Regions from separate parts of the Homo sapiens genome. Here region 2 is linked to region 1. Evidence: chromatin loops called from intact Hi-C (ENCODE). Cell type or tissue: heart left ventricle. All regions are shown on one strand. Each heading gives the region's core, and the rest is flanking DNA. Links, peaks and the distances in the headings are about the cores only.

Region 1 (16,274 bases), core at 3,941-11,940:
GCACTCACCCTGTGCCCTGCAGCACCTGGACACCGACCCCCCGCCCGGCAGAAGTGCCCCCCACAAATCCCGGGTCCACGGGCAGGGCTCCTCTGCAGCTGATCGCCAGCAGGGTGACCCCGTGCAGAGCCTCTCTGGAGCACTGCCTCTCCCCGTCAGTCCCCAACTCCGCCTCAGGAGACTGTGCCTTCCTCCCTCCTGCCTGCCCGGCCGGGCCTCACCCAGCTGAGACTGCAGAGAAACCCCTGCCTGGCCTGGGCAGCCTTGAGGGACAGGGCTACGCTAAAACCTGCAGAGCTGGACCCCCAGCTCCCATCCTCCCATCAGGGGGAGCAGCTCCTCCCTCCGGGGTCCGGAGCTTCGCCCCAGTGACACCAAGCATCACGTCCTCCTGACCAAGGCCTTGGCCTTACACCCTGGGAGCGTCCCCCAGCTCTGGCGGCCACCACCTCTGCCTGTGCCAGGCACCTGGAGTGGTCACAGTGCTGTCACTGAAGGACTGAGCACGCCGGAACACCTTCCCGGGCGGCTCCCCCTTTCTGGAAGGGACACTCCTGGCTGAAGGTGTCCATGACCAGGCCCTGTGCTCATGGTACCAAGGAGGCCACGGAGACAGAGGAGGGCCCACCTCAGCCCCCGCCGGGTGTGCACCTGTCGGGGAGGTGGGGCGAGCTGAGGACCTGCTCAGCTCCTTCCTGAGGACACCCCCGAGGACCCTCGTGCATCTCTCATCGTCAGGGCGCTTTCCCGACAGCCTCCATGGCCGGCAGCTCCTTTCTCAGCCAAGCTGGAAGCATGCAGGGCGGAACCTTCTGGTACCCTGTGCCCCCTGCGGTCAGCGCTCTGAAGTCCTTGTCGGGTGGGACTGGACGGCGGCGGCCGCTCCCAGGTCAGGGCAGGAGTGGGGGCGGGGCGGGGGGCCCGGAGCAGCCGGCGTGGGGGCGACACCCACGGGCGTCCTCTGCCATCCGCGCGGCACCGTCCCGCGCAGGCCTCGCCTCCCTCCTCCGACCTCCGGCCCCCGGTGGGGACCCCCGAGGACTCTCGGGACCGCGGCTCTGGAGGGCCCGGAGGGCTGCGGGCTGGAGCGGGCGGGGAGGAGCCTTGGCTGCGGGAGCCCCGGTCCTCCCTCCGCGGACCCGTTTTCTAGGAGAGCGGCCGCCAGGCCCCCAGGGTGGCCGAGTCCGAAGCGTCCTTTGCGCGGTTCCAAGTCTCTGGAACGTGGCGGGGCCGGGCGTGGCTCTCCTTCCTTCCTGGGAGCGGCGCGGGGCCGCCTCTCGGCTCGACCCCTGGCCCCGGGGCCGTCCCAGGCCCTCCCGAATCACCTCCTGGACTCCGAGCCCTGGGCCCCGGGTCTCCTGCAGGCCTCGGGCGTCCGCCGGCCCAGCGCGGGAAATGCAAATCCCGACCCCGCACCCACAACCGCTCCCGCGGCCCTGGAGTCCCCAGAGGCTCTCCTGGGACTTCCGCCTCCCACGCCCCCTCCCGCGTCCCCGGGCCGCGCCCCTCAGGCCTGTCCGTCCAGCCCGTCCCGGAAGCCCGGGCCCCGCAGGGATTTGCGCGTTCTCACTGTTTACTGGGCGAGCGGACGAATACGGAAATGAAGTGGGCCTCGTGCTGGGTTCGGTGTGGGCACGGGTGACCCAGGTATACAGCCAGCGCATACTGTCCGTGTGTCCGAGGGGTCAGGCCCTGGGAGGATCTGAGCCCAGGGTCCCACGGAGGAAACTCGCCCACAGCAGCCAGCCCCGTGGCTCAGCCTCACTCCCAGCACGTGGGGAGGCTGAGGCAGGAGGTGGCTCAAGGCCAGTTCAACACCAGTCTGGGCAACACAGCCAGACCCCGTCTCTACAAAAAAAGAAAAGAGAACAGCCCAGGTCAGCTGCTGCTGGACCAGCGGGGCTCCGTGGCATCACCGAGGAAGCAGAGGGCAGGCTCACAGGCGAGGGGGGTGGGGCGATGCAGACCCAGCCAAGGCCTATTGCACCCCAGGAGCGGGACCAGGGGAGGAGGGTCCCCGAGCCCCTGAGGGGCTTTGCTCCAGCGATGCTGACATTGAACTTTGGCCTCCAGAACTGGGACACAGTGTGTTTCTGTGTTGTCGGCCTCCAGAGCCCAGCCTTGGCTGCTAGCATCTCTCAAACACGTGTCGAAGAACCAGACCCTCCTTCCGCTCTACAGATCTCCTGAGCTCAATGGGTCCTCCTGCCTTGGCCTCCCAAAGTGTTGAGATTACAGGCGTGAGCCACTGTGCCCAGCTGCAATCTCCATTCTAAAGGAACAGGAGCTTCCACCCACACGAGGGTTCCCTGCTTCCCCTGGAGGGGGGGCGGGCATCTGAGTTGGATGGGAGCTGACAGCGTCAAGATGGGCCCAGGCTGCCCATCTGGGGGTGGCCTGGCTGTGGGGCTAGGGTGGTGGCCCTGGTGTGGTGCCCACCTGTGGGCCTGTCTGTCTGGGACAGAGCCTCTGACATCCCTGCAGATCCCTTGCACTGTCTGAGGGTGCGCCCCCACCCTAGGCTCTGCCCTTCCCTGAATGAGACTCCAGGCACCCACCTGAGGGTAAGCAGCTTCCCCAGGTGACCTAAGCCAGTGACAGCCCTCATTCAAGGGTCCCCTAAGGCAAGTGTTTTGTCCTTGTCTCCTGTCCCCAAAGGCTCCTGCACACTGGAAGCCCATGGCAGCTCAAGGGGTGACCTGGGGAGGGGGACACCATCGCCCCTCACCCTTTCAGGAGTAAATCAAGTCCCCATCCCCCTGTGAAAAGCAATTCCAGGCCCCTAGAAACCTCCTTGAAAAGAAGTCACTTCGGCTCAGTATGGTGGCTCACACCTGTCATCCCAACACTTTGGGAGGCCAAGGCGGGCAGATCACTTGAGGTCAGGAGTTCAAGACCAGCCTGGGCAACATGGTGAAACCCCGTCTCTACAAAAAATGCAAAAATTAGCTGGGCACGGTGACACGCACCTGTCATCCCAGCTATTCGGGGGGCGGAGACAGGAACATCGCTTGAGTCCAGGAGATGGAGGTTGCAGTGAGCCCAGATCGCACCACTGCACTCCAGACTGGGCGACAGAGGGAGACCCTGTGTCAAAAAATAAAACAAAATAAAAATAAAGGAGGTCACTTAACACATTCCTTGGGGGGCCACCAAGCACTGGGCAGAGCGAAAGTCCAGCGGTCTCGCTGCTCTGTATGTGGCAACCTGCACTCAACACTCATCACTAGAAAATGAAATGAAAAAACTCAGACACACAGCACAGATGCCCAGATCTTTTGATATTAGATTCAACAGACATGGAATTACTGAGCATGACAGACGCTCACTTTCCATTCTGTGCAGACGATGGCACAGATGGGCAGCCGGCCAAGGACTGCCCCCAGCAGCCCGGCAAGGGGAGGGGAGAGGAGACACAGCCTCTTCCTCAATGTGTGTGCCTTCCGGGGATCCAGGGCCCAGAGCCGGCCATGAGTGGCTGCAGGAGGTGGGGGGTGGGCAGCGCCTGCGAAGGAGCCCACACCCGGGGGAAGGACAGGCACCAGGAGGACACACGGGAGCCTGGCTGGAGGAACGGGAGCGCCGGTGTGGGGAGACGCAGAAAGGAGTTGCTCAGAAACTGAGGCCATTAGGACCATCCGAAGTCAACAGACTCTGCCCGGTTCTCCCCTGCTTGCCTCAGAGGCTGAGGCCCCAGACTGAACGGGGGACGGTCTCCCCAGTAGACAGGGGTGATTCCTGCAGTGGGTGATGCTGCCCCGTTAGACAAATGGTCCCCCCAGTAGACGGGGGATAGCCCTGAAGCAGGGAGTGGATGGCCCCACACTGCTACAGCGAAACAGTCCCCCCAGTAGACAGGGGAGGCTCCCTCCAGGGGGACTTCTCTCCTGTGAGTTTTCAGTGTTGACTTCATTGTATCCAGGAAGCAATGACCACATTCTGAGTGAATTTATCAGGCACTTCCTGCCTCATCAGTCCTTGTTGTGACCAGCCTTCCTTTCATGGTGTCTTAGGTGGCTGTCTTAGTAATGTTGGGACTCTGAAGATGGATCAAGGTGTCTTTCCTCCTTGAATGATAGTCCAAGATGTTGGATGGGTCTTAGGTGAGGAGCTGGCTGGGTGTCAGGGCACAGGGTGGTAAGGGTGGCTGGGAGTCCTGGCCTTGCCCTTGTCACCCCATTTAGGAGCCTCAGCAAGACCAGGCGGGGGCAATAGAGAGGGGGCAGGAGGCCTTGGACCTGGGCCTGTCTGTTCATCCCTTACTTGGTGCAGAACATCTGCTGGGGCCCCTCACATCTGTGGGGTCTGGATGTGAACATAATGTGTGAACCTTACCTGGCCGCGGGCACCACAGTCTGAGCTGCAGGTGACAGCCCCAGATGCGGCGGATCAGGAAACAGGTCCCACACTGGGGTCCCAGCTGGGCAGGTGGAGAACCGGCTCCCTCTGCCTGCCCCGCAGTGGCCAGGGCCTGTGCTCACACACACATCATTGCTGCACGGGGACTGTGCAAGGACGCCTTCTGCTGCAGAACAGGAAACTGCCCCCTGAATCTGCAGACCCTGGCAAGGCCCCTACGGCCACCGCGGTCAGCCCCGGAGAGAGGAGAGGGGCCTCGGTGGCAGCACAGGCCCACCAGGGTGTCCCTAGGGCTGAGGTCTCTGGTCCCAGGGGCCCCTGAGTAGGGGAGGGGGGCGAGGGTGCTGCAGGGAGGGGAGGCCCCTGCAGATCCATGTGGGCCCCACCTCAAAGGAAGGGATCCTTCGACTGGGGGTCCTGGGGGAAGATAAAGACCGCCCCAGGCCCATTCTTTCTGAACTGGAAGCCTCAGCAAAGGTAAGAATGAAATAAGGTAAATACACCCCCAAATTAGAAAATTCCAAGCTTCTTCAAATGGGTTTGACAGAATTTCCAACTCCAGTCTTTCCTCTGAACTAGGCAGTGTTCCCCAAAAATGTAACTCGGCCTGCTGGTGACCAGAAGCCTAACCAACTGGTGACATCAACAGTGGTTAGCACATGGTTTCTATGTTACGTATCATATGCTGTATTCTTACAATAAAGTGGGCTAGAGGAGGAAGGGCAGGCGGAAGGCGAGGTGAGAGGCTGGCCTCTCAATAGAGGGCAGCTTTCATGGAAAACCACCCATGTAGCCGGGCGCGGTGGCTCCCGCCTGTAATCCCAGCACTTTGGGAGGCCGAGACGGGTGGATCACAAGGTCAGGAGATCGAGACCATCCTGGCTAACACGGTGAAACCCCGTCTCTACTAAAAATACAAAAAAATTAGCCAGGCGTGGTGGTGGGCGCCTGCAGTCCCAGCTACTCGGGAGGCTGGGACTCCATCTCAAAAAAAAAAAAAAAAAAAAAAAGAAAAAGAAAAAAAAAGAAACCCACCCACGCTTTGGTGGACCTGCACAGCTCAGACCGTGTTACGCAAGGGCCAGCTGTGTACAGTTTCCTATTTCTAAGTATATTCACAAGATTGTGCAGCCACCACCACCAATTCCAGAACATTCTCGTCAGCCCCCAAAGAAGCCCTGTACCCATCAGCTGTCAGTGCCCGTCTCTTCCCTCCTAAGCCCTAACAAGCACCAGTCTGCACCCCGCCTCTGGGGATGTGCCTGTGCTGGACACTTCAGGTCAAGGAGTCACCCAGCATGTGTCCTTTTGTATCTAACGTCCCTGAGGCGCACCCATGCTGCTGTGTATCACACTTCCTTTTACTTACTATTATTATTATTTTTGAGACAGAGTCTCAATCTGTCGCCCAGGCTCGAGTGCAGTGGCGCAATCTCGGTTCACTGCAAGCTCCGCCTCCTGGGTTCACACCATTCTCCTGCCTCAGCCTCCTGAGTAGCTGGGGCTACAGGCGCCCGCCACCACGCCCGGCTAATTGTTTTTGTATTTTTAGTAGAGACGGGGTTTCACCGTGTTAGCCAGGATGGTCTTGATCTCCTGACCTCGTGATCTGCCCGCCTCGGCCTCCAAAAGTGCTGGGATTACAGGCGTGAGCCACCGCGCCTGGCCCACACTTCTTTTTACGACCAAGTCCTATTCCACTGCACAGAGGGACCACATAATGTTTATTCCTTCCTCAGCTGATGAACACTTGTGTGTTTCCATCCTTTGGCGATCGTGAATAAGGCAGCTATGAACATTTGTGTACAAGTCTGTGTGTGGACAAAGGTTTTCACTTTTCTTTGAGACAGAGTTTCACACTGTGGCCGGTTGGAGTGCAGTGGTGCCATTCATAGCTCACTGCAGCCTCGACCTCCTGGGTTCAAGCGATCCTCCTGCCTCTGCCTCCAGAGTAGCTGAGACCACAGGCGTGCACCAACCATGCCCTGCTAACCTTTTTATTTTTTGTAGAGATGGGGTTTTGCCATGTTGCCCAGGCTGGTCTCAAACTCCTGGCCTCAAGCGATCCACCTGCCTTGGCCTCCCAAAGTGCTGGGATTACAGACATGAGCTCGGGTGCCTGGCCAGGTTTCCCTTCTCTACTGTAAACCTAGTAGAAACTGCTGGCTTGCTGCTGTGTGTGTAACATTTGAGGAACTAAGGCAATGGGATGTTAAACTTTAACATTTCTGCTGGGCACAGTGGCTCACGCCTGTAATCCCAGCACTTCGGGAGGCCAAGGTGGGCGGATCGCCTGAGGTCAGGAGTTTGGGACCACCCTGGCCAACATGGCAAAATCCTGTCTCTATTAAAAATACAAAATTAGCTGGGCGTGGTGGCGGGTGCCTGTAATCCCAGCTATGTGGGAGGCTGAGGCAGGAGAATTGCTTGAACCCAGGAAGCAGAGGTTGCAGTGATCCAAGATTGCACCACCGCACTCCAGCCTGGGCAACAAGAGGGAAACTCCATCTCAAAAACTTTAACATTTCTCTTAAAAGGTCAGCTTTATATTGCTATTTTATTAGCCACTTCCTGATGAGGAGACACAAGCAGTGCAAGCCTGCTGACTCTGGTTGCGGGGGCAGGCACCCGGGTGAAGATCACCTTCCAGAGCGCCGGGCGCCCTTCCACACGCAGTGCCCACTCCTGACCACCAGATGGAGCCCACGCACTGCCCAGGACCACGAAGCCGACCCGGGGTCTGGAGCAGGCCAGGCAGGCACTTGCTGGACACGTGGGCAGCTGCCCGCAGTGGGACCACCAGAAAGGCGGTGCCTGGGCGGCCTGCACCGGGCGCCCACTCCTACCCTGAGCTAGGGCCGGCTGGCAGCCGCAGGGAGGCTCTCGTGAGAAAAATGGGGGTCCAAGAATTGAGGGTAGGAACCATACAGGGGCTAACTTGAAATTTACCTTAGTTAGCAAGACTGTTCTCCATAGATGTAGCAAATCCATGCACTCAACCAGTATTTACTGAGCATCTGCTGTGTGCAAGGCGTTATTCTACATGCTTGGTAAACAGCAGTTTACTAACCTCCCACCCTCCATGAAACTTACATGGTGGGGGAGAAAGGAAGTAATAGGTGAGTGAAGTACATGGTGTATTAGATGAAAATCAGCACTCTAGAGAAAGATACCAATAAGAGAGGATGGATGTGCTGAGGTCAGGGGGGCTGTGTTTTAAATAGGGTGTGGCAGGGGAGGTGGCACTGGGCAATAAACTGCTGTACAACACGAGATCAGCCATGCGCCACAGCACAGCACACATCCCAGGGCCCCAAGCCGGGGAGGGGCGCGGTCTGATGGCACCAGGGGCGAATGACAGGGTCTCAGCTCTCCCTGAGCTGGGGACACACTGGAAGGTCTTGCCCAGAGTGTCATGAACTGACTTGAGGTCAGGGTCACTTTGGCAGTGGGCAGGAACTGAGGACGGAGGACACTTTGCTGCAATTCTAAGCCAATGGCTTGGGACAGGGAGGGGCAGAGAAAGCGGCAGGAAGGCCTCAGGTGTTGTTGGGAGGGTCTGTGATGCAGTGGTAGGTGTTGAGTGGGAGAAGGCCAGGCTGACCTGAGGAGGGCCAGGTGCCTAGGGACAGCCCGCGTGTCGGGAACATAGAACGCAGTCCGGACTGGAGTCTCACGTCTGGCTCCGGGCTGCAATTAGCCTCTAGAACCCATCATTAGCTTATAACTGAGGGCCTTATTTTATGTTCAAAATACTGAGCTGAAGATCTCTTGACACCAGTTTTACGGTTCAGATAGGAGCTCCCAGCACCAGCCTCATCTTCCCTGACCCCCGACTGGGCAAAAGCAAACGTAGAGGCTCGAAGGGCTGTGGGCCAGGCCACAGCCGAGCAGTCGGCAGCTGTGCCACAGACCATCCTCCATGGAGCCTGGATGGCACGTACAGCTGGAGGTTCCGGCCCAGGTGCTGCGGGTATCAGGACTCCCTGGAGCACCAGAAATGAACTCCAGGCAAATCAGCTGGAATGCCCTGCAACTCCCAACCTAGAAGTTTTTAACATTGAAAGGATTTTTTGAGACTGTCTAATTGTTTTCCAGAAATCACCTGTGAAGGATTATCCAGGACACTATAAAAAATACAGACTGCTAAGCCCCAACCCCTAGAGACACAATGGCCTTCAGGAAGGGCCGGGAACACTGATCTCATGCACCGCTCGTTTTACTGAGTCAAAGGAAAGGCTTGTTTGCGTCTGCGTGGGCAACAGCCAAGTACAACCAGAACACGTTTCGAAATCCCCACGGGTCTACCTACCACACTTAAATCAACACAGCCAGAATGGGGCTGCCCAAAGAAACAGGCCACGTCCTGACTCCAGGACATGTGTACATACATGGCCTTATTTGGAAAAAGTCTTTGCAGATGTAATTGAGGATCTTGAGATGAAGTCATCCTGGATTACAGGGGTGTCTATAGGAAAAAGGCAGGACACTGGAGACAGGGGGAGAAGACACCAGATACCAGAAGCTGGAGGAGACAAAGGGTTCCTCCCTGAGGCTGTGAGGCCTCCTGATCCCTGGAGGAGAGAAATGCTGCTGCTTTAAGCCACCTGATTTGTGGTAATTTGCTACAGCAGCCACAGGGAGCTGATGACCATGAACACGATACCATTTTAAGAAAGACTACCCCCCTCACACTTGAATGAGCTCTAACAGCTCTGGTCCTGTCAAGTCTGTGGATGCAAGCACGACAGCATCCATTCAGTCATCACCTCAAACTCATCAGTCCATCGGCGCCATCCCATTACCTAGCACGGTGCGTACGTGGAGTGACGCTGGCCAGTTCACATGCGGGTCCTGAGCTGTGAAGGCGTGGAGCACCCATCGTGGAGGCGGACTTCTGTCTGCAATCCTGGCAGTTCAAGGAGACGCATGGACCTTGTGCTATCCACAAATCTAAGAAACATTGCCAGCAATTGAATTCTTTGGGTGACTCAGTATGTGAACACCCTCCACGATAAATTCAAGACTGACACCAGGCTGCTTCCATGACATAAGATCACCTTAATGAGCACAACAGGTGTGCCTTTCTTTATTCTGGATCGTGCAGAAAGAAAAACCCAGTGACTTCTGCCGTATTTGCCTCTCTAGGCAGCCCCAGTTGGCTGGCTATGGTTCCCTCCTGTGACACCCTTCGAGCCTCTATGTTTGCTTTTGCCCACTCCAGGGTCAGGGAAGACGAGGCTGGTGGTGGGAGCTCCTATCTGAACGGTAAAATTGGTGTCAAGAGTCTTCAGCTCAGTATTTTGAACATAAATAAGGCCCTCAGTTATAAGCTAATGACGGACACTGCCTCCTGTCAACATTTAGAAGTGCGCAATCGATGAATCCAAACCACAGCAATCCATCTCAGTAATCAGAACGTGAACCATCCTCTTAAAGCAAAAGTGGGGCCGGGCGCGGTGGCTCACGCCTGTAATCCCAGCTACTCGGGAGGCTGAGGCAGGACGATCGCTTGAACCCGGGAGGCGGAGCTTGCAGTGAGCCCAGATAGTACTACTGCACTCTGGCCAGGGCAAATGAGCGAGACTCTGTCTCAAAAAAAGAAAAATGCACATAAAAAGAGAACAGCATTTAAAGAGATTACCGTTTTCTGCCTACCTCTGCAGAAGAAAAAGTAGTAGTAACGTTGCCTTTATACAGCAATATTTTTATTGTTAAGACCTTGGCCAAAACTATTGTAACCTTGTAGGCTGTTAGGGCAGACTTTTGAAGATGTGATGTTTGCAACCTGTGACACCAACCGCCTAGGGAGACAAATTAAAACGTGGTTTACAGTATGTGAAAGTCAAAAGCCTGTCTACAATGCTCATGGCATCTCCAGAATGCTCCTGTGAAACCCAAGCCTCCAGACTGTCCCTGTTTCACAGATAAATCAGTCGAGGCACAAAGCACTTGGGCTCAAGAACTTACCCTCAGAATTTTCTGGAAGCAGAGACCTTTGTGTAGTCAGTGCCTTTTCCCACCTGGACATGCTGGTCACCAGTCTCTTCAGGTCACCAACTTTGACCACCATCCAAGCACCAGGAAAAGCCCTCTGGGTTGATCCCAGCATGCCACAGTGTAGCACTCCAGCATTCAGCCCGTGTTTGGGAAGTCTAGGTAATTTCTCATTAGAAAAACCTCCAGGTGAACCTGCTGTTCTGTGAGGGATGCACAGGGTGGCTGCGTCACTTCCTAGACTACCCTGCTAGTTGTGATGCTTGCTGACCCGGAGCAGGTGGATCTGAAAGAGCTGAGCATGCCCTGAATTTCTATTTGAGTTACCATATGCCTTTGGCTGTTTATTTCTTTCAAGTATGAGAAAGCTTACGTATTCAATTATTTCAGGTTCACCACTCACCTCCTCAGGAAGTTCCTGGAAGGAGTCATTAACCCCACCACAGCCTTTCCCGTGCTCCCAGTTCCACCACTGGAGGCCTGCATGTCAACGGCAGGGATACATAGAGTGTAGACTGCAGGCTCACGATGGGCAGGGATGCAGTATCTGGTTTCCCACACTCCGCAAAAGCACACACCATCCTGTAAACCACTGCAATCGATAAAGCTGCCTTAACGAGCTCAGGATACCAAAACAAAGATCTCTCTGCAGATAACACCTCATGAGAAGTATCTGCAATAACCCCAAGTCAACATTTAGGTTTGTGTACAAAATTACCAGAAAGCAGAAAGTAGGACAGAACGTAGAAAAGGGCAAACAAAACAAAGAACAAAGAATCTTCCTCCAGAAATTTTTCAAGAACTAATGCCAGACCCAATGGGAGACTCGGGAAGCCAACACCCGTGGCTGGTCGGATAGGAGCACACCGGCCGCCGGCCTGGGAGCCACGCTCGGCCCACCCCTGATGACAGGCATCCTCCCGAGGACCTCTGATTCTCAGTGAGTGTAGGCCATCTTACTATACTCCATTAGCTGGTGACATGCAAACACCTGTGATAAAACTAGTAACATTCAGAAGCTGTGCTAATCACAATGATTTGGGGTAGGACTCCAACACAATCTTGGGAAAAAAAACATTTAATGTAAATGTTTAGCCATTAGAACATACAAATAAATAAATAAGCTCAGAATAGCTGAGAAAAAAACCACAAATAAGTGAATTGTCAATTTCTCTTCAGTCTCAGATATGCTATTTCCAAAATACTAATAAAATATACAAATTAACTAATAAGATATAGAACATTCAACATAAAACAACCTAAAATAAAAAAGACCAACCCTAATTATTTTATTTCTGTATATCAAGACTACAAATAGCATTTAAACGCTTAATTTATTATTCAAATTAAGAAATTATACATTTTGTTTTGATAATGTTCATTGTCTTAAAAGTGTCATTCAGCTTTCCCACTTTAAAAGTATATTGCTAATTATGGTCAATTAACTATGACAGCCCACAGAGCCTCCAGTGACAGTAAAATACGAGACATAGAAGAGATAAATGAGGATTTAGATCCCCTCCCCCCAGCATCAGCAAAGGGTCACTCTGCTCCCACAGCTGACGCTTTGAAACGCTTTCTGTTTGTAGAGACTAAAATCACCCAGCAACAGGTCAGGTCCTGATAAAGTGCCTACTGCAAGAACTACCGACACTCCTCTTCCCTGGATGTGCACCAGGGACTGTCCCGTCTTCGAGTCAGAGCAGCACCAGGAAGCAGAGGGTGCCAAGCATGGCGAGTCACCCCCAAATATCCAGGAAGACAAGTGGGCGCAGCCCAGGGGAAAGGAGGGCGAGCGGATGATGGGAGACCGGCACGGCTAGCATCGGGACAAAGATGCAGCCGCCACTTTGGTTCAAACAACTTTAATGACACCACAGTGTCTGTCCTCCCCCAAGTAACTGGGTATAGTGGGTGACAGATGTTGCAGTAGCTTGGCAGACCCTCCTCCTCCACCTCCCCTGAAAGCTCTCCAGGCACAAAGTGGAGATAGAAATAGGACAATGAATGAAGTCCCCACCTCACATCCACAGACAGTATCTCCAAACCATCATGAGGCAGGCCACGGTATACTGAAAACAAGCATGCTAGTCCCATTTGGGGAAATGGCTTAAAAAGCACAAATAAAATATTACCATCATCATCTCTTTTCCAAACCTAACCACTTTGGGAAAGGCAGCAGAAAAAAAAAATGCCTTCAGTTTTAATAATGAGGCTTGTAAACAATCCAACCACATAAGCAGCAGCGGCCCCATGGCGTCTCAGCCCTCAGACCCTGTATCTCTGCCGCCTGTGCAGCCCTGTCTGAACCCTGGAGTGGCGCTGCCTGCTCAGGAGGGCTCTGATCTCACCAGCAAAGCCAAAGCTTCATCTTTGGTTAATTTCACTGAGATGCCACTAGTGTAAAAACTGTGCTCTTCTTGGCAATATTACTAAAGTAGCCACATGGCACATAACGTGTTATTTTAAGTTATTTGAAAAGCAATGTCCATCTAAATAAGTGACCACACCGTAATAAAAATCATTTAAAAAAGGAAGGGAGGGAGGAATGGCAGAATGAAAGAAGGAGCTTAGGAGAGCCTCAGGCGTGCAGTGTGAGTATCCTCGTGGGTCTGGGGAGGCGCTGCTGACGAAGGAAGCACTGGTTCTCTGTAGGGGTCTGACCCCAGCATCAGCTTCAGCTCAGCTCAAAGCCAGCGGCACATTCAATCGCATAGAGAAGTTTACTTCGCAAAAGTGTCTCGTCATAGAACTCGGGGAGCTTCAGCAGGTTCATGCAGGTGCTGGCTGTGGGGAGCCGCTCAAGGTCGGAGCCTCCGTTGTGAATACAAAATGCGGGATACAACTCCTGAAAAACAGCATGTGTGCAAGATGTCACTGTAACAAGCATGGCATTACATGAGTTTTAATACAAAGTACACAAAATGTGCCTGCTCCAATCAGTAAAGTTACCATTGCAGTCACATTTTCCCGAAACCACATTTGCTTTGTTGTTGTTGTTTGTTTTCTTTGAGATGGAGTCTAGCTCTGTCGCCCAGGCTGGAGGGCAATGGCGCCATCTCAGCTCACTGCAACCTCTGCCTCCCAGGTTCAAGCGATTCTCCTGCCTCAGTCTCCCAAGTAGCTGGGATTACAGGTGCCTGCCACCATGCCTGGCTAATTTTTGGATTTTTCCTAGATAAGGGGTTTCACCACGTTGGCCAGGATGGTCTTGAACTCCTGACTTTGTGATCTGCCCACCTCTGCCTCCCAAAGTGCTGGGATTACAGGCGTGAGCCACCGTGCCTGGCCCACATTTGCTTTTTTAAAAAATTACATTGATGGCTTAGTTCTAACTTACATAAAAGATTATGCACTGTGCTTCAGGCATAAAAAGGGATAAATAACATTCCAGGCCAGGCGCATAGCTCACACCTGTAGTCCCAGCACTTTGGGAGGCCTAGCTGGGGGATGGCTTGAGCTTAGGAGTTCGAGACCAGCCTGGGCAACATAACGAGACCTCATTTCCACTAAAAATAAAAATCAAAACAATTAGCCAGGTGTGGTGGTCTGCCCCTATACTCCCAGCTACTTGGGAGGCTGAGGTGAAAAGATGTCTTGAGCCCAGGAGGTCGAGGTTAGTGAGGTATGATCACACCACTGCACTCCAGCCTGGGCAACACACAGTGAGACCCTGTCTATAAAAATTTTTTAAAAAGGATCAAGATTTATTCTATCTTTCCTGTACAAGCTATTACTCGGGTTAACCAAATCATTGGTGAGAAGAAACAAAGCTGTTTTTAAATAGAAAATTCCAGCTAATAAATTATACAATTATGTAATTAGAACACGGCTGTTTTAGAAGCACATTAAACAATGGATCTAGGCAGTGATAAGTGACCACTAAAATCAAGAGGAATTCTGACGCAGAGATCGATCCCAGCATTGTGGGGAGATGACTCACGAGAAGTGGATCTCCACGATGATTAAGGGAATGGGAAGCATACGACATTACCTATGTGATGTTATTGCCAAAAAAAGAAAAATTCAAATTTAGAATCTGATGAGACCTCTATCAGTTTTCAAGAGATACAAAGAAGCAACCCAGTTACCCTATTATTTTTATTTATTTATTTTTTTGAGACGGAGTCTTGCTCTGTCACCCAGGCTGGAGTGCAGTGGTGCAATCTCGGCTTACTGCAACATCCGCCTCCCGGGTTCACGCCATTCTCCTGCCTCAGCCTCCCGCATAGCTTGGACTACAGGCTCCCGCCACCACGCCCGGCTAATTTTTTGTATTTTTAGTAGAGACGGGGTTTCACCATGTTAGCCAGGATGATCTCGATCTCCTGACCTCGTGATCCACCCGCCTCAGCCTCCCAAAGTGCTGGGATTACAGGCGTGAGCCACCGTGCCCGGCCCCAGTTCCCCTATTCATTAAATTACAAGACGAAATTGAGGGAGGTAGAACATCTATAGACCAAATGCATGATGAAAAGTGGCTTGCTTGTGCCAGAATTTAAATAATTGTTAACAAAAAAGAAAGATGATCAGGGAAATTTGAATATTGTTTTTCAGATGTGTTCATGACGTTCTGGTATTTAAAGGTACAGTGTGAAAATTCTCATCCCTGTATCACAGATACCCAGTTCCCATTCCCACTGGCAACCAACGCTTCAGCGTCTTAAGTGCTCCCAGAGATGAAATGCACGCATGAGAAAATGTTCTCCCTCCTTTAGGTTTAAAATTGAGACGGTGAGCACATTGGACACAGTATTCCGTGCCGTGCTTTTCTCATCTGATAATGGGTCTCGCTCATCTTGCCTATTAATGGTGAGGCTATATGGTGTTCCATGCACACGCGCGGCACGACGTGTTGCTGGGCACTTCTCTCAGCTTTTTACAAAAAATGATGCAATGAATACGTACCTGGTTTTCACAGTTGTGCAAATGTATCTGTAGGCAAAAACCGTGTTAGGGATTGCTCAACGCAGACTTAATGCATGAGACCTATGGGCGTGTCGGTCCTCTGATGGCCACGAAGAACCGGTGACTCCACCTTCCTCGTATACACAAACACCATTAGCTATTTGCCTCACATTTGAGATACGTGATTTATGTGTTCTCTTCCAACAGGAAGACAATAAGGCACAGATCGCCCTCAGTCTGCTCACTGTCGCAGCCTGTGCAGATTTAGTATCTGGCACGGGTTTCAGAGACCTAGCTAGGTCAGCCCTTCCCTGCACACGTGTACACGAAACTCTCTGAGAGGTGGGCCTGGCAGCAGGAGCAGGGGCTTCACCCACATTCACAACTCCTGGGACTGTACTCTAAGAAATAATTAGAGATGCACATGATAATTTATGCACAAGAGGTTCACAGCATCACAACGAAGGAAGAGCTGTAAACAACTAAAAAACAGAAAGTAAACTGGTAAATCACATGATGGGACACTACAAGCCCATTAAAAATATCTCAAAGAATAACATGAGGAAAAATGATCCTGATGTAATGTTGAGTGAAAAAGGTAGCCTAGAAAACTGAACACAAGATACAGCTAAAATTATATTTAAAAATTACGTGACCAGGAGCAGTGGCTCATGACTGTAATCCCAGCATTTTGGGAGGCCACAACGGGTGGATCACCTGAGGTCAGGATTTCTGAGACCAGCCTGACCAACATGGCGAAACCCCATCTCTACTAAAAATAAAAAATTAGCCGGCTGTAGTGGTGCATGCCTGTAATAATTCCAATTACTCGGGAGGCTGAGGCAGGAGGCAGAGGTTGCAGGCTGCAGTGAGACGAGATCACGCATTGCACTCCAGCCTGGGCAATAAGAGTGAAACTCTGTCTTAAAAATATATATGTTTGTGTGTGTGTAACAGGCTGAGCATGTTGGCTCACACCTGTAATACCAGGTGTGTGTGTGTGTGTGTAA
Region 2 (16,274 bases), core at 4,630-12,629, 320 kb after region 1:
GGAGATCTAAGGGTGTCAGTGAAAATCGCAGGCAAGGCTGAGATCCACCAGACAGTCTTGAGTGTATGGGGAAGTACACAGACATCATTGCTGGACTGCAAAGAAATCAACGCTAGAAGAATCCAGAGAAAGGCAACAGACTGGCGGGAGGCCACAGTGACTTCCTGGAGGCCAGCTCTGATGGACTGGATATACACTTCAGTTTGTAAAGACCTGAGACTTAACCAAGCCAACCTGTAGTTTCCATTCAAGCCCCTTCAATGAAGATAAACTGGAAGACACATTCTATTATGGCAACCATGTTATAGTCAAATATAATTTTTAAAAGTAAATTAGAATTCTGCAGACGTCAATAAAAATTTAGGCATAAAACATATTCATGTATATTTTCTTTTTCTTTTTTTTTTTTTTTTTTTTTTTTTTGAGACGGAGTCTCGCTCTGTCGCCCAGGCTGGAGTGCAGTGGTGCGATCTCGGCTCACTGCAAGCTCCGCCTGCTGGGTTCACGCCATCCTCCTGCCTCAGCCTCCCGAGTAGCAGGGACTATAGGCACCTGCCACCATGCCTGGCTAATTTTTTGTATTTTTAGTAGAAACGGGGTTTCACCATGTTAGCCAGGATGGTCTCAATCTCCTGACCTCATGATCCACCCGCCTCGGCCTCCCAAAGTGCTAGGATTACAGGCGTGAGCCACCACACCCGGCTGTATGTTTTCAATTATGTATATTACATCAAAATTTCTCAAAATTCTAAATCTGAAGTTCCATTTAATGTCTTCAAAATAAAATATAACAGCATAACATTTAAGAATATAAGTAAAATTCACGTTGGTAAAGTTATTCAAGCACATCCTGTACGTTAACTCTGATGTGGAAATTTTAACATGAATCTACATAGATTGGGTTTTTGAGTTTTAAAGGACTTACAGAAGCAATTCAGCAGCTGACACCATCGTCTTTAACACAGAATGTTTTTCTCGGTACAGGACTGAAAGCAGCTGAATGGAGCCAGCACCCTGAAAGCTCATCACACGCTGGCAGAAGTTTCTGTGGATGTCATTAACTAAAGTACTGTAATGACTTCCCTTCGGAACAAGTCATTTCATTGTCCTTCATGCAATTAGCAAAGGTTTAAATGAAAGTAGGCCCAATTATCTCATGTTTTCCAATCAAGTAAATTCCTGATGTGCTGTGGGTGGTCACGGTCTGTGGCTTTTCCTGTAACTCACTGAGATACTGCCTATACTAAGATCATTCTGATGATTAAGTCAGCTGAAGCATACCAGTGTCCTCTAGGAGGACAGGGAGGTACCAAGAAAGTCACAGAATGGCCCTGATTATGGTAATCACAGGGCCCAGGAATGGCACCCAGTGATTCCATCACTTTGTAATGACAAGAAAACAGACTCCCACATGCTCATACATGAAAATGAGGACAGCTCTTAGAAATAAAAAATAACAAGAGGGTTCCCAAAGCAGCTGGTGCAGATTTTCATATCTGAGATGACCCATGTAGCTCAGAAGAGTCCCGCACTCAGATGCTCAGGCCTGTGCCCCTCTCTCCAGCCCTCAGCTTCCTAATGCCCCACAGGCCTTTCAAAAAGCTGCCACCATGCAACTACTGCTAGACATGGAAAAATGTGGATCAGAACATTATCTAGCAACAACAAAGAAATCAGCAGTGGTAGGAAAAGCCAGCCAGAGGAAGAACAGAATTAAAACACGAAAATCTCCTTCTGTACATAAATAATGAGCCTTCAATGAGCGCTTATTGTGGGCCAGCTCTTTCCTATGCCTATTACATGAACTAACTCGTTGACCTTAACGACTGGACACAGGAAGACTCGGAGGCACAAGTTCATCTAAGTGACACAGACCGTGCGCGTTACAGCATGTTTTGTACTCAGGCAGCATCTCCACCCACCCCATGCCGCCTTCAGCACAGAAGCCCCAGTGACAAGAAGGCTACTTCATTTTGGCAAATCCGTGCATCTTTTTTTTTTTTTTGAGACTGAGTCTCGCTCTGTCACCCAGGCTGGAGTGCAGTGACGCGATCTCGGCTCACTGCAAACTCCGCCTGCTGGGTTCACGCCATTCTCCTGCCTCAGTCTCCGGAGTAGCTGGGACTTCAGGCGCCCGCCACCATGCCTGGCTAATTTTTTTTTGTATTTTTAGTAGAGACGGGGTTTCACCTTTTTGGCCAGGCTGGTCTCGATCTCCTGACCTCGTGATCCACCCGCCTCGGCCTCCCAAAGTGCTGGGATTACACGAGTGAGCCACCGCGCCCGGCCGGCAAATATGTGCATCTTAAAGCAAGCTTTGGAGAGCCCCACTTGGTAAGACTCTAAATAACTGTTAAGATTATAATTGAGAGAAAGTAATATAAAAATGAAATGAATGTGACTAGCATTGCAGTAGAAAGCATGCTTGCCTAGGAGCCCAGAAAACAAGTTCTGTGTACTTTTAACAAGACGTGATCTTGGGAATTTCACATAGCGCTTCAGCGGCTTTGCCTGCTGCACTGCAAAGCAAGCTTCAGTAAAGGTCTGCCCTGATCTCACCGGGACACTTTAGGATTAAAGGTGAGGAGGAGACGAAAGTATATAAACGTACACCAGGTAATTAGACTTTTAGGGATGCTGTGCTGCTGTGGCCTATTTTTTGGAGTAGAGCTGTCAGAAGGCAAAAAACTAAGAGAACCACCATTAAAAGAGACTATCATTTAAAGATCCAAATGGGTTAAACACTGCATTTGCATGTAAATACTGTATCACGGGAAAACTAAGCCTCACTGACCCAACCCTCCATTCGTTCACCAACCTCACAACAATCTCCTTTAGTTGGACGGATTTACTTCAACACATCTGAAATCAGCTACCTTGGGGGAACTGGGATACTGACTGGGAGTGTTATGACTTTCCTGTATTCAATTAAGAGAGAACAGGCCCAGAAGAGGGCAGTGACTGTGGAACCAAGGCCATCACCAAAGAGCCTCTCTGACTTTAACCACAAGGGTTGTGGAGCAAGAAGAATACGAAAGGGATGTGGGGGTGGGGTGGACATTTACTTAGCACCTGTCGGGTGCCAGATGCTTTCTGTACACTGTTCAGTTCAATCCCAACAAAAGCCCACTTCACTGATGAGAAAGGGCCATGACACAGAAAGGGCACCAGGTCTCCCTGAACATGTCCAGGCAGTTCCATGCCCCAGTGCTCTCACATCTCCCATCAATACCAACACCTCAGTAGTGAGACCACACCAACCATTATCTTCCAAACATCTGAAATAAATCAGTGTTAAGGGAGAAGTGCAAAGGAAATGAAGGCACGTCTGAGATGTCAGTCGAGAAGAAAATTAACTAACATAAAAGACATGCTAGGCTGGACAGAACAGGGCTGGGCATGGCAGCTCCCGCCTGTAATCCCAACACATTGGGACGCCAAAGCAGGAGGATCACTGGAGCCCAGGAATTTGACACCAGCCTGGGCAACAGAGTGAGACTCCACTTCTGCTCCCACCAAAACAATTAGCCAGGCCTGGTGGTGTGCGCCTGCAGTTCCAGCTACTCTGGAGGATGAGGTGGGAGGATCACTCGAGTCTGCAGCTGTGATCGTGCCACTGCACTCCAGCCTAGACGACAGAGCGAGACCCTGTCTCAAAAAAAAAAAAAAAAAAAAGAATGGACAGAACAAAAAAGCAAAGTTAAGCAAAATCAAGTAATCAAGTACTTCCTGAATGCTCTTTACAACTACATGACATAGACAATAGAGTATTTATTCACAACAAAAAGGAATCGACACAAGAACCACCCACAGCACACAATTACGCACTTATCAAGCCTATCATTAAAATAATCACCATGAGACACTAGTGACAGCCTGGAGAAAAGGTACAACTGTACCTCGATTCCAACTGTGTGGTGAAGGATGCTGACTAAGAGAACATGCTCCATCATCAGTCTGCTGGGCATGGCCGAGGCAGTGACGCAGGCACCCATGAGAGCGGAGGTCAGGGTGTCATTCATGTCCTTTCTGCTGTGGGCCATGTACAGTTCCTCCAGCTGCCCACTGATGGAAGCCATGTTGGGTTCACTCAACCTGCAGAGAATTGTAAAGACAGAGAGCAACAATGTTTCCAATTAGGAATTTTCAGTTCAATTTTAAAAAATTAAAGAGTTATCCATACCAACAATATATTCTATTTTTATGTACACTTTTGACCCCTTAACTATTCTTATCTTGCCCCAATAACCCAGCATATATTATTCATAACCAGATAATATTCTGGAATCCCAAAACAATGTAATTGCTGTCTTTACAAGATGAAATGTGGCCACACTGAGGCATACCCTGGATTAAGTCTACAGAAACATACGTGAGGATACTCCCCTGAATATTCTGACCTGATATCCCATAGGCAGGGTCCAGCCTTAGGACGTGTTGTTAGAAAAAATGCTAACGTTTTATTTCTTAGGTGGCACAAAAATCCTTAGTTCCTAACACTAGAAAAGGCTGCTCTGTTTGAACGGGTAGTGGGGACACTACACACATATGTACGTGGAAGGTTACTCACTGTGAACCTGTGCTAATACTGAACTCGACACTGAAACAGAGGTTTATATAAATTCCCAGGATAACAGGAAACAAAAAGCAATACAAGGGGGAAGGGGGTGGGTGAGGCCATGGAGGGGCAGCAGGGGAGAGATGGTGGTGAGTTTTATCTCAATTGCAGCGGTGGTGACTCGAATCTTCATGTGATAAAACTACAGAACTGCCCCGGTGCGGTGACTCATGCCTGTAATCCCAGCACTTTCGGAGGCTGAGGCGGGCGGATCACCTGAGGTCGGGAGTTTGAGACCAGCCTGACCTACATGGAGAAATCCCGTCTCTACTAAAAATACAAAACTAGTTGGCGTGGTGGCGCATGCCTGTAATCCCAGCTACTCAGGAGGCTGAGGCAGGAGAACTGCTTGAACCTGGGAGGTGGAGGCAGAGGTTGCAGTGAGCCGAGATAGCGCCATTGCACTCCAGCCAGTGCAGCAAGAGCAAAAACTCCATCTCAAAACAAAACAAAACAAAACAAAAAAACCTACACAGAATCACATGCACACACACATCCTCAAAACCAAAGAGCTGATGGGCACGTGTAACTGACAAAGCCCCACCTGTATGGTTTCCAATCAGTTTTTTAAATGTTCTGTTCTTAAAGTGGGTAACAACAAAATGCAGACATGAGCAATGAGTAAGGGGGATGGAAGACCAGGTGAATGTGTTTCTGCAGAGAGGGGACATAAGCCAGTCCTTCCAACACTGTCCTTAGACGGACAAAGAACCTCTGCCCCTTTCCTTCCTGCTTCTCAGAATAACAATGTGAGCATTTGGGCTGCTCTCAAACCCTAAAGGGATTCAAAGTAGCCAACAGTCGGGTATCCTCTCCTTCTCGAGGTATGGGTCTCATGGGTCTCGGTGCATCAAGCCAAGAACAGAAAGGATCCAATCGACTGTCCCCATCACTTCTATTTGAATTGCTGGGATAATTCCTACATTTTAGGAAACAGACAACCTCTCTAAGTGACACAGTGTAACAACACTACAAGGTCACCTGTTAAGTAGACCTTTTACATGTTTCTTCAGCCTTTCTAGTTCTTCCTTTTTCTTGAAGTCCACTGTCTCCTCAGCTTGCCTCACATGAGGTGGGATGTACTTTTCACCACTTCCACAAAGACTCTGCTTGAAAAGAGAAATAAATTACAAAAAATTTACACTGACCAAATCCTGTGTTTTTTCTTTGCCATATGTGTATTTAAATATTAAACTTCCAAGAACTGGTGGAAGCTGCTACTGATCATTGCTGCTTAAATACATCAGATTTATTGAGTGCTTAGTATATGGGTAAACATTCCACTCACCAGGCTGTGCCTGTCACTATTCCCATTAATGCTATTAATAATACATTTCACCATCTCGTTTTCCCCTGTGTAGCTCTTCAGACCCAGCTGTGCACCTCTGGTATCTGCTCAACTCCAACAGAGCCCTATCTACTGCGCTTTTGCTCGGCCTTAACTTACTGCAGGCACAGTAGCATACAAGAACCTAAATTAAACAAACCGCTAATTTTGGAGGGAAAGTGTCCTAAAAACAATTTCAAACTTGTTTAAAAGTAATATCTAAGTTTATATGATAAAAATCAAAACCGGCCGGGCACGGTGGCTCATGTCGGTAATCCCAGCACTTTGGGACGCTGAGGCGGGCGGATCACGAGGTCAGGAGATCAAGACCATCCTGGCTAACACAGTGAAACCCCATCTCTACTGAAAATACAAAAAATTAGCCGGGCATGGTGGTGGGCGCCTGTAGTCCCAGCTACTTGGGAGATGAGGCAGGAGAATGGCATGAACCTGGGAGGCGGAGCTTGCAGTGGGCGGAGACTGCACCACTCTACTCCAGCCTAGACGACAGTGCAAGACTCAGTCTCAAAAAAAAAAAATCAAAACCAACTCACTGCTATTTCCTAAATTATCAAGGGGGGTGGTGGTGTTTGCAAATCATTAAGGACACAAACATTTGCAAGGCACGATCCTCACTGCTAGGTAGTTTAAACCTGGTTCAATAAAGAATATTTGTATACATAGAAGCTGAATATTTACATACATAGAACTAGTGCGATGTGGGGAGAAGGAAATGCAGGCAATTCCACACAGCTGCCTCCAACCATGAGCTACATGCAAAGGAACGCTGAGATAAAATATGCAAGATGACAGCCCATGAATGCCTTGATTGCTACGTCCTAGATTCTGAACTTTTTTTTTTCTTTGAAACAGAGTCTGGCTCTCTCGCCCAGGCTAGAGTGCAGTAGCGCGATCTCGGCTCAGTGCAACCTCTGCCTCCCTGGTTCAAGCCTCAGCTTCCCAAGTAGCTGGGATTACAGGCGCCTGCCACCACGCCCGGCTGTTTTTTGTATTTTTAGTAATGACGGGGTTTCACCACGTTAGCCAGGCTGGTCTCAAACACCTGACCTCAAATGATCTGCCCCGCCTCAGCCTTTATCTTTAATTCAATGTTGGACTTTATCTAAGGGAGTGCTGTAAATTAGCTTCGAGTTTTAGAAAATTCACTCTAAAAGTCGGGCACGGCAGATGTCCTCGGATACTCGAAAGAGGCCTTAACAGATGAGGTAGGGTTAACAGGTTTAGAGACCTGGGCTGGTAAACACAGAATGAAGATGCTGCACTGTGGAAATGGCCCTTAAGTCCCCGGGATAAAAATGTCTCTATATTGCTTTTCTCCTAAACTTTACATTATGAAAATTTAAAAACATGAAAGAAGACCGAATAGAGTAACGTACTCGATTTACTCACATTCAGCTGAAACCATTATCAAGACACCAAGTCTGTGTCATTTCTGCCTCACGCCCCATTCCCTGTCCCGTTATTTTGAAGGAAATCCCAGAGGGCCTAGAGAGTGTTCACACGATACCTTATCCGTTATGTCACCGTCCTCCGAGGAATTTTCACTCTTTTCTTCATCTTCTGCAAAACGGACTCTCTTCCCCCTCCTTTTCTCCTGCGCTCCCTTTTCCTTTTCTTCCCCCTGTTCCTCTTCTGTATCCTCGTCGTCGTCCTCGCTCTGCGCTTCTGCTTCCTGCGCCTTCTTTTCCTTTTCTACGTCTCCCTCCTCCTCCTCCTCACTTTCGTCCTGGGAGTCACTCTCTAAGTCACTTTCGGGGAGTGTCTGTCCGGCATCTTCCTCCTCCTCACCACTGCTGTCGTACAAGCCGCTATTTTTCCCAGACTCCAGGGCTCCCAGAATATAGTCAAGACCGTCGCGTGCAAAGCTCAGCGGCACGGAGCTGCTGCCGTCCTTCTTTTTGCGCTTGTTCAAACCGAGGCAACGCTCCAGCTTTCGGATCTCTCGGTCCTCCTCCTCGTTCGCCGCTAAAAGCGCCCGTTTCCGGGCAGCGGCGGTGGCGGCTGCGGAGGGTCTGGTCTTTGCGGTGGCGGCCGTGGCCTTGGCCTTGACCCGGGACGGCCGCGGCTTCCTGGGAGGCGAGGGGTCCCGACTAGGGGCTGGGCGGGCGCGCTCCTCCGTGTCCTGCCGGTGACCGCTGGCTTCTTCGGCTCCGCTTCGGCCTCCCAGGCCGGGACCCTGTTCGGGGCCCGCCGTCCTCTGCAGCCGGCGTGCTTTCCGCAGGTGCCGCTTCTCCTTCCTCAGTTCCTTACGGCTTTTTCTCCCTCCCGGGCGAAAGCTCACCGGGGCGCCGCGCCCCTCGCAACCCCCGGGAGCCTCGCCTTCCGAAGTCGCGTGCACGAACTCCTCCACCGCTAGCTTCAGCCTCTTCAGGGCCTTCTCCCCACCGCCAGCAGGACCGCGGCGCGGCCCGCGCCCGCCTCTGCGCTTCATGCGGACCACGCGTCCCTGGGAGCCGCCCGGGCCGGCCTCTCCCGCGCTCCTGGACGCCGCCATCTTTCGAAACGCGTGGACGCACGACTTCCGGCCGAGGCGGGACTTCCGGGGAAGAGGCGGCTGCGCGGGGCGGGCGGGCGGCGCCCCCTGCTGGCCGGAGGGCGACAGCGTGCAGAGCTGCGCGGAGCCGGGTGCGGGGGCAGCCGGGCAGGTGGCGCCCGGGGCAGGCGCGCCCGCGGGTGGGCGCCGCGTGGACGTCAGGCTCGCGATGAGCATGGAGGTGCCTTCACATTTAAAAGGGAAATCCGGCCGGGCGCGGTGGCTCACGCCTGTAATCCCAGCACTTTGGGAGGCCGAGACGGGTGGATCACCTGAAGTCAGGAGTTCGAGACCAGCCTGGCCAACCTGGTGAAACCCACCCACCCCCCTACAAAAATTAGCTGAGCGTGGGGGCACGCGCCTGTAATCCCAGCTACTCGGAGGCTGAGGCAGGAGAATCGCTTGAACCACGGAGGCGGAGGTTGCAGTGAGCCGAAATGGCGCCATTGCACTCCAGCCTGGGCGACAGAGCGAGACTCCAAAGGGAAATCCTCGCGTATGATGGAGGGGAGACTCCGCGCGGGTCGGCGCGGTGCCGGAGGTTGGCGGCGGCGACGACGCTGGGATGCGCGGGCCCCAGGTTCGTGTCCGCCCAGGACCCAGGAATGCGACCTTATTTGGAAATAGGGCCTTTGCAGATGTGGTCGAGAGGAGCCCTCGTGGGTTAGGACTGGCCCCAGAGCCAGCGTTCTCCTGAGAAGCAGGCTCTGGATACGGACCAGGGAGACGCCTGTGGCCCCCAGGCGGCCGAGGACCCCTGAGGAGCCGGCCCTGCCCAGGCTGGGTTTGGACGCTGGGCCCCGAGGGCAGAGCGTTTGAGGTTCCTCTTTACTGGGTAACTTGAACCGGGAAGCGAACGCAGAGGCCGCGCAGTTTGCGTCTGGATTTTTGGGAAGCCCGGAGGCGCAGGAGCAGCCTCGCCTAGCAGTGAGCTGGGGGAAGACGGGGCTGCTGCTGTGGGGTTCTCGGCCTGACCAGGGGCCGCTTCTCTTCCCGGACAGCTTCAGAAGCTTCATTTCCACAGAGTTCCCACCCTTGACTTAATTTAATTTAATTTAATTTTTTTTCTTTTTTTTTTCTTGAGACCGAGTCTCACTCTGTTGCCCAGGCCGGAGTGCAATGGCGGACCAAAGTGCTGGGATTACAGGCAAGCCACCGCGCCCGGCCCGTCCTTGACTTTAAAATGATTTAATTTTTGTCAACTTGTCAGCTCAAAATGGCATCTTGTCATTTAGTTCCTGATGAGAGTGGGTGTCTTTGTTCACTGGCCATTTGTATTTCCTCCTCTGTTTATGGCCTTTGTCCATTTTCCTTATAGGTTTTACGAATTTTTTTAAATATAAAATTTATTTAATATAAATTTAAAGTAGAGACAGGGTCTCCCTGTGTTGTCCAGGCAGGTCTCAAACTCCTAAGCTCAAATCCTAAAGTATTGGGATTACAGGTGTGAGCCACCACACCCGGCAAGGAATTCTTTACAAATAAAAAATTTTGAATAATCCTCTGTATCTCCTATGTGCAAATATTTTCCTCTCTCAAATATTTAAGGTACTTTAAAAAAATAAGTAATTTAATTTTTAATAAGCAATATACTCTATGTACAGGGTCCAAAATTCAAAAGGTACAAAAAGATATAAATGAAAAGGTCAATTTCTGTGCTGTGCCTGTCCACAAGCCACCCAGTTCTCCTTCCATGAAGCAGCAATATATCATTCTGAAGTGATCTTCCCAATAGATTCTATACTCAATGAAGCATAAATAGGTGTGTGTGCTGTGTCTCATGAGTGCTAGTTTACAAAACACTGTTCCACATCTTGCTTTTTTCATTTAACAATGTATCTTGTAGACCATCCTGCAGCAGAGGGAGGGACCAATGGACCTTCCCTGCCACCATCATAGCTGCCTGGATTATTGCAAAGGCCTCTGTCTGGTCTCTCCACTTTCATCCCCTCAACCCTTCAGTCTGCTCTCCACATAGCAGCCAAAGGCATGCTTTTAAAATATGAAAATAGGACCACGTGGCTGCGTGCCAGCTCACTCTCCAGGAACGCTGGAGGTCCTGCTGGATCTGCCCTCACCTCATCTCCTGACCCTGTCTCCCCTCTCTCCCGCCGCTTCCCGCCGCTTCCCCCCGCTCCAGCGCAGGCACAGGCTCCTGGTCCTTTCTGATCCCAGCCTTTGCTCAAAAGTCTCAGCGAGTCCATCCTGACAACCCTGTTTGAGGCTGCAGCAGCCTCAAAATCCTGTTTCCTGTCATCCTATTTCCTTGGCACTTCCCTCCCCATTTGACTTATGTGTTTGTTGTCTCCTTCTCACCAGGGCATGACTTCTGGTCTGTGGATTTGTCCCCAGGGTTAGTGGCACTCGGTAAATAGACATGAATGAATGGATGCTTTGTTATTTTTTATTGGCTGCAAAGTCAGTGATGGAGAGGCCGTCCATCATTTAGTGACACAGCCCCTGCTGATAGTTTTTATTCCCACACATTCATACTAAAAATGATGCTACAATGAATAGCTTTCCACACACAGCATTTCATGTGAGAGTACAGTTTAAGGGATATATTCTTAGAAGTGTGTGAATTCTGAAATTGATGGTGTGTATTTTGTAAATTTGATAAATATTGCTTAAGGACCATCCATGGAAGTTGCATCAATGAATGAAAGTTATGAAACTTATCTTTGCCAATTTGATGGAAGAAAAAAATCTCATTAAGTTGAATTTGCATGTTCCTCAGTAAAAGTGGAGCTGACCATCCTTCATATGCTTATGAGCCATTTCCATTTCATTTCTGCAAAATTGCGATTCATATCCTTTGCCCATTTTTCTATGGTTTATGACAGTCTTTTCTTACAGAAGCTCTTTACATATTAAGGAAATTGGCTCTTGTTCATGACATGTTGCAAATATGTATTTTTCTCTAGTTGACTAGTTTCATTTTTATTTTTTTGCCATGGACGATTAAAATTTCTTTTGCATTGTTAAAATTATCAGTCTTTATGACTTCTAAAGTTTTGTATTATACTTTGAAAGCTCTTCCCCACTCAAGGATTTTTTTTTAAAGATTCCCCCCCTTCCTTTTAGAGATGAAGTTCTCTCGATGTTGCCCAGGCTGGAATGCAGTGGCTCTTCACAGGCAGGATCATAGCTTACCATGGCCTCAAACTCCTGGGCTCCAGTGATCCTCCCACTTCAGCCATCCTGCCCAGCTATTTTTATTTTTGTTTTTTAAGGGATGCTATGTTGCCTAGACTGGTCTCAAACTCCTGGCCTCAAGTGATCTTCCCGCCTCAGCCTCCTGAGTATCTGAGATTACAGTCACGAGCCACCATACCTGGCTCCTAAAATACTTAATCTTTGACCAATGTATTTTTTATTTTGATGTATAAAACAAGGTAAGACCAACCTATTTTTTCCCCAGAAAATGCCAATGCCAGTACATTTTAATGAAAAATCTACCTTTTCTCCACCAATTTGAAACACCATCTTGATAATACAGCAGTTTTTAAAATGTATTTGAGCCTATCTCTGGGCTCTCTTTTTCCTAATCTTCCAGCATGTGTATGCCTCGGTGCTCTACTGCTTTAACTATTATGGCTCTATAACGTAGTTTAATATCAGTCTTCTCATTCCTTGTTACTCTTCATTTTCGTAATTGTTTTCTTTAGTGCTTTTGTTTTAAAAAAAACTTTATCTTTATTTTTATATATTTTTTGGAGACAGGGCCTTGCTCTGTTGCCCAGGCTGGAGTGCCATGGCATGATCATAGCTCACTGCAGCCTCGCCCTTCTGGGCTCGAGTGATGCTCCCTTCTCAACTTCCCAAGTAGCTGGGACTACAGGTGCATGCCACCATGCCTGGCTAATTTATTTTATTTTATTTTTTTAGTATAGAGGAGTTCTTGCTATGTTGCCCAGGCTGGTTTCAAACTCCTAAGTGCAAATGGTCCTCCTGCCTCAGCCTCCCAAAGTACAGTGATTACCAGTGACAGCCATTGCACCCAACTTAAAAAGCGAACTTTAGAATTAACGATCATCCATGAAAAATGCTGTTGGTATTTTAACCGGGGTTGTGTTTAATTTGTAGACTAAACTGAGATGAGGTCTGAACTGGTGGAAAGATGAATAGAATATTTATGATGTTAAATCTTCCTCTCTAAGGACAGTATATACCTTCCATTCATTCAGACAGTCTGTGTTCTCTTCATATAGGTTGTGCATACGTTTCTTGCAGAATTTATTCTTAAGTGTCTTATCACTCTGTTTTTGTCAATGGGATCATTACATCTTCTAACATGTATGAAGAGTGTGTGCTCATCCAAAAATCTGGGCCTCTGTTATTAGAGAACATGAAAAGAACAGATATTGGGGACAATCAGCTTTCCCTGTCCCAACCTTCTCCTTTCCAACTTTTATCTGTCTCGTTTTTCTCCGAATTGCCTCGCTAACTCCTGCAGCACAAGTGTCCTGGTGCCCTGGGCTCCCTGTCTTGGAGGAGGAGGAGGGGGAGGGGCGTGTCCTGGAAAAGGCGGGGGATGGGGGGACCCTGACTCAGAGGGGCATTTCTGATGCCTGAGAGGATGTGGGACTTCCCATGGACAATGCGGGAGGAGGTGAGGGCTTCTGAATGAGCCTGGCACATGGCACAGTGAGCTTGCCTGGCTGGAGTGGAGGATGGGCATCGGGCAGAAGGAAAGCCAAGCTGGGCAGCAAGAGCATGTATCCCACCTGCAGTGGACAGAAGCTGTGCAGATGGCTTCCCAAGCCTCGTCCTTCATCCTCACGGCAGCCACCATGTGAGGTGCAGACCACGTCTTCATTGTGCAGGGAAAGGCTCTGAAGCACAGATGGGCACAATTCCGCCTGAAGGCGGGCCCTGGTGTCTGCCCATCTATGGTCTGCGGTGGTCCAGGCTGAGTCTCCAGGGAGCTGGGGGTGTTTGGAGCAGGGAAGGGACCCAGAAGGAAAGGGGGGGTGCTGTGGAGTGACCAGGAAGAATGTGGGCTTTTTCTGTTTCCTGGGAGCTCTGGTGAGGTTTGTAGGTGATGAGCTCCCCCTCTTTTCCGTCCAGGAGCTGCAGGATCTGCCAAGAGAGGCTGGGGAGGTCCTGAGACCCTTCCCTGTCAGAGAAGAAGAGGCAGAGGGTGGCAAGGGCGTAAGCATGGCTTTCTCACCCATTCCCAGGGGACAGGAGGCATCGGGAGAGTGTCCTGCGTGGGGGAACTGTCAGAGGGGAGGATGACATCGTGCCCCCTGCACCTCCAGCCCCCAATAATGTGAGGATGCGCTAAGTTAGGGAAGTGAGGAAAAGGCCCCACTCCTCCTAGCAGATTTCTGAACTGAGGTGAGGTCTGAACTGGTGGAAAGATGAAATTTTGATTTCAGTCTAGCTGGAATTTATTTTAAAAATCTGCAAAGGATGCTGTTCTAAAGCTGAAAAGTGACTGGAAAAGCTCTGAGATGCACCTGGGGTGTTGTCTAGAAGTGGGGAAGGAAGCTCTGGCACAGAAGTTCGGGAAGTGTGGGGAGACAGAAATTCATTTCCCCCCATTCAGAGGGCCAGGCGCAAGTTTCTGCTGAACACTCTCCCGTCTCTTCCAACCTACACCTACAGCCCTGCATCTTCTCACTGAAAACATTTCCATCTTCTGGGTCAACAGCCGCACTTTTTGTGGTGTGTAGAAACGAGATACAGGGGCCCCCAACACCCAGTGTGTTGGGTGCTGTACAGGAGTGAGCGTTGGCGGCAGCCGGGGCTCGGCTCACCGCCTCAGGGTACTGTGTGTACACAGGAGTCAGGAGTAAGTCACTTTCCCAGCCCGTGAGGCATCATTTTAGAGCTGGTTTCTCTACTGTACCAATGTCCCTGTTCTGCCTGGCCTTTGTCTGCAGCCCTGCTCCCTTCCCTGGCTGTCACCATTCCAGGAGCTGCCCTCCTGTGCTCTGCACTGCTCCCATCCACCTGTCCCCGCCCCAGACTGTGGGTGGGAGCCCGACCTGCACTCTGGCTGTGCTGGAACAAAGCGTCAGGGCTTGGTCACCATCAGCCGCTGACCACGGTCTGCTCGGGCTGCTGGGAGACCAGGCTGTGCTGGGGAGTTCCCGGGGATCCTGGCGCCTGCCAGGAACCTGAGCTAGGTAGGTGGGAAGTAGTTGTGAGCAAGACTTACGGCCTCACGGTGATGGGAACAGGAAGGTTCAGCTGCCAGATGCACACAGAGTAGTCAGCAGCGCGGCCCTGGGCTCTCAGGCTTGGGGTGAAACCCTGATCTCCCCATTTCCAGCCACGTGGCCTTGCTCACCTCTCCAGCCTGGGTCTATCTGTGGAATGGGATGCGGTGGTGCCGACGCCACGGGGCTGTTATAAAAATGCTCGTTTCAGCTTGGAACTTACACCGGCCCTCCCCGTGCTCCCTGAGTGGCTGCTGTGCTGGGCCTGAGGGCTGCTTGCTCCTTCCCTCACTGTTCCCAAGCTGTCGGCTGCCCTCTGAGGTCTTCATTTGGGGGCGGTTGTACTGAGACGTCTGCGGACTCAGGCTCCGCGAGGGTGCGTTCTCCTGGGGTCTCAGCTCCTTGGTCTGACGGTGAGTCTTTCAGAGGCTGAAGGGTGACGGGCTCCACAAACACCTCCCCACACTGCTCATCCCGCAGGCTTTGCCACTCGGTTCATGGAGAGGAGCCTGGGGGGAGCCAGGATTCCCGTAGCTCCCAGCCTGAGAGGAGGGTGCCGGCCCGCCGCACCTTCAGCTGGGGCCTGTTTCTGTGTGTCAAGGCCGCCAGGTGAGTCAGCGGAGCGGGAGAGCTCTCCTCCCGCCCAGCCTCACGCCTGCCGCACTGGCTGAGCTCCCCGCGCCGTAGACCAGGGCCTCCCCCGGGGTTGCACCGCTGGTGCTCCCGGAACCCAGGCCCCTCCTTCAGTCCTCCTCCGCGACTCACTGGGGAAAAGGAGCCCGCAGCCTCGCTGCCATCCCGCTCCACAGGAACCCCATGAGTGAAAATCGATTACTTGCGCCGAGTGCTCAGCCGGGGTCTGGCGCACAGAACGGCTCAGTGGTTGGTGGTGAACTCCCTGAGGCCGCTGACCTGCGTGAGTTTTCTGTCTGTGATCGTTCTCTGAGGCCTGGCCGGTGGCCGCTGGGCCATCTGCGCTGGTTCTGATCTCCTGGGGTGGAGGTTTCTTTGCTCTGAAGCCAGGACTTCTAATACTTTGTGGGGGATTTTTCTTTTTTTTTTAGACGGAGTCTCGCTCTGTCGCCCAGGCTGGAGTGCGGTGGCGCGATCTCGGCTCGCTGCAAGCTCCGCCTCCCGGGTTCACGCCATTCTCCCGCCTCAGCCTCCCGAGTAGCTGGGACTACAGGTGCCCGCCACCACACCCGGCTAATTTTTTGTATTTTTAGTAGAGACGGGGTTTCACCGTGTTAGCCAGGATGGTCTCGATCTCCTGACCTCTTGATCCACCCGCCTCGGCCTCCCAAAGTGCTGGGATTACAGGCGTGAGCCACCGCGCCCGGCCTATGTGGGAGATTTTTCAACCGAAGATCCTAACATGAGGGAGGCCTAATGTGAGCATTTTTGGCTGCTCCCCACTTGAAAGACCCCTGCATCTGTGACCCTGCAGATGCCAGCGCACCTTGTCACCCAGTCGTGCCTCTTCACCCAGCGCGCGCCTCGTCACCCAATCGCGCCTCGTCACCCATTCGCGCCTCGTCACCCAATCGCGCCTCGTCACCCAGTCGCGCCTCGTCACCCATTCGCGCCTCGTCACCCAATCGCGCC

The links. A loop is a pair of places that touch in the nucleus more often than their neighbours do. Peaks named below come from ENCODE experiments on the same cell type or tissue, not always from the same donor. Only the 100,000 strongest peaks of a DNase experiment are listed, where the experiment ranks them.
Region 2: it touches region 1 in a loop (2.6-fold over the local background); 19 of 110 quality-filtered maps call a loop at or near these places.

What each region holds. Positions count from the first base shown.
Region 1 is chr7:157,264,515-157,280,788 of GRCh38, reverse strand. UBE3C (ubiquitin protein ligase E3C) reads right to left here. Exons shown (of 23, transcript NM_014671.3): 23 at 11,419-13,204. The coding sequence ends at 13,034. Among named protein-coding and RNA genes, the nearest start is that of DNAJB6, 64 kb to the left of the region's middle. RefSeq lists enhancers at 7,436-8,205, 8,520-8,814, 8,206-8,974. In heart left ventricle, for the core only: a CTCF peak has its summit at 7,049 (motif pointing right); a DNase peak (open chromatin) is centred at 7,048; H3K27ac peaks cover 236 bases.
Region 2 is chr7:156,941,924-156,958,197 of GRCh38, reverse strand. NOM1 (nucleolar protein with MIF4G domain 1) reads right to left here and starts at 8,486. Exons shown (of 11, transcript NM_138400.2): 1 at 7,474-8,486; 2 at 5,600-5,724; 3 at 3,900-4,095. The coding sequence starts at 8,460. It overlaps LOC105375605 (a long non-coding RNA gene), which reads right to left and starts at 15,641. Exons shown (of 4, transcript XR_001745007.1): 1 at 15,582-15,641; 2 at 15,240-15,470; 3 at 14,893-15,088; 4 at 12,414-13,618. RefSeq lists silencers at 8,066-8,115, 8,396-8,745 and enhancers at 8,806-9,334, 16,010-16,274. In heart left ventricle, for the core only: a CTCF peak has its summit at 8,562 (motif pointing left); DNase peaks (open chromatin) are centred at 8,053, 8,487 and 9,375; H3K4me3 peaks cover 3,287 bases; H3K27ac peaks cover 595 bases; H3K27me3 peaks cover 1,929 bases.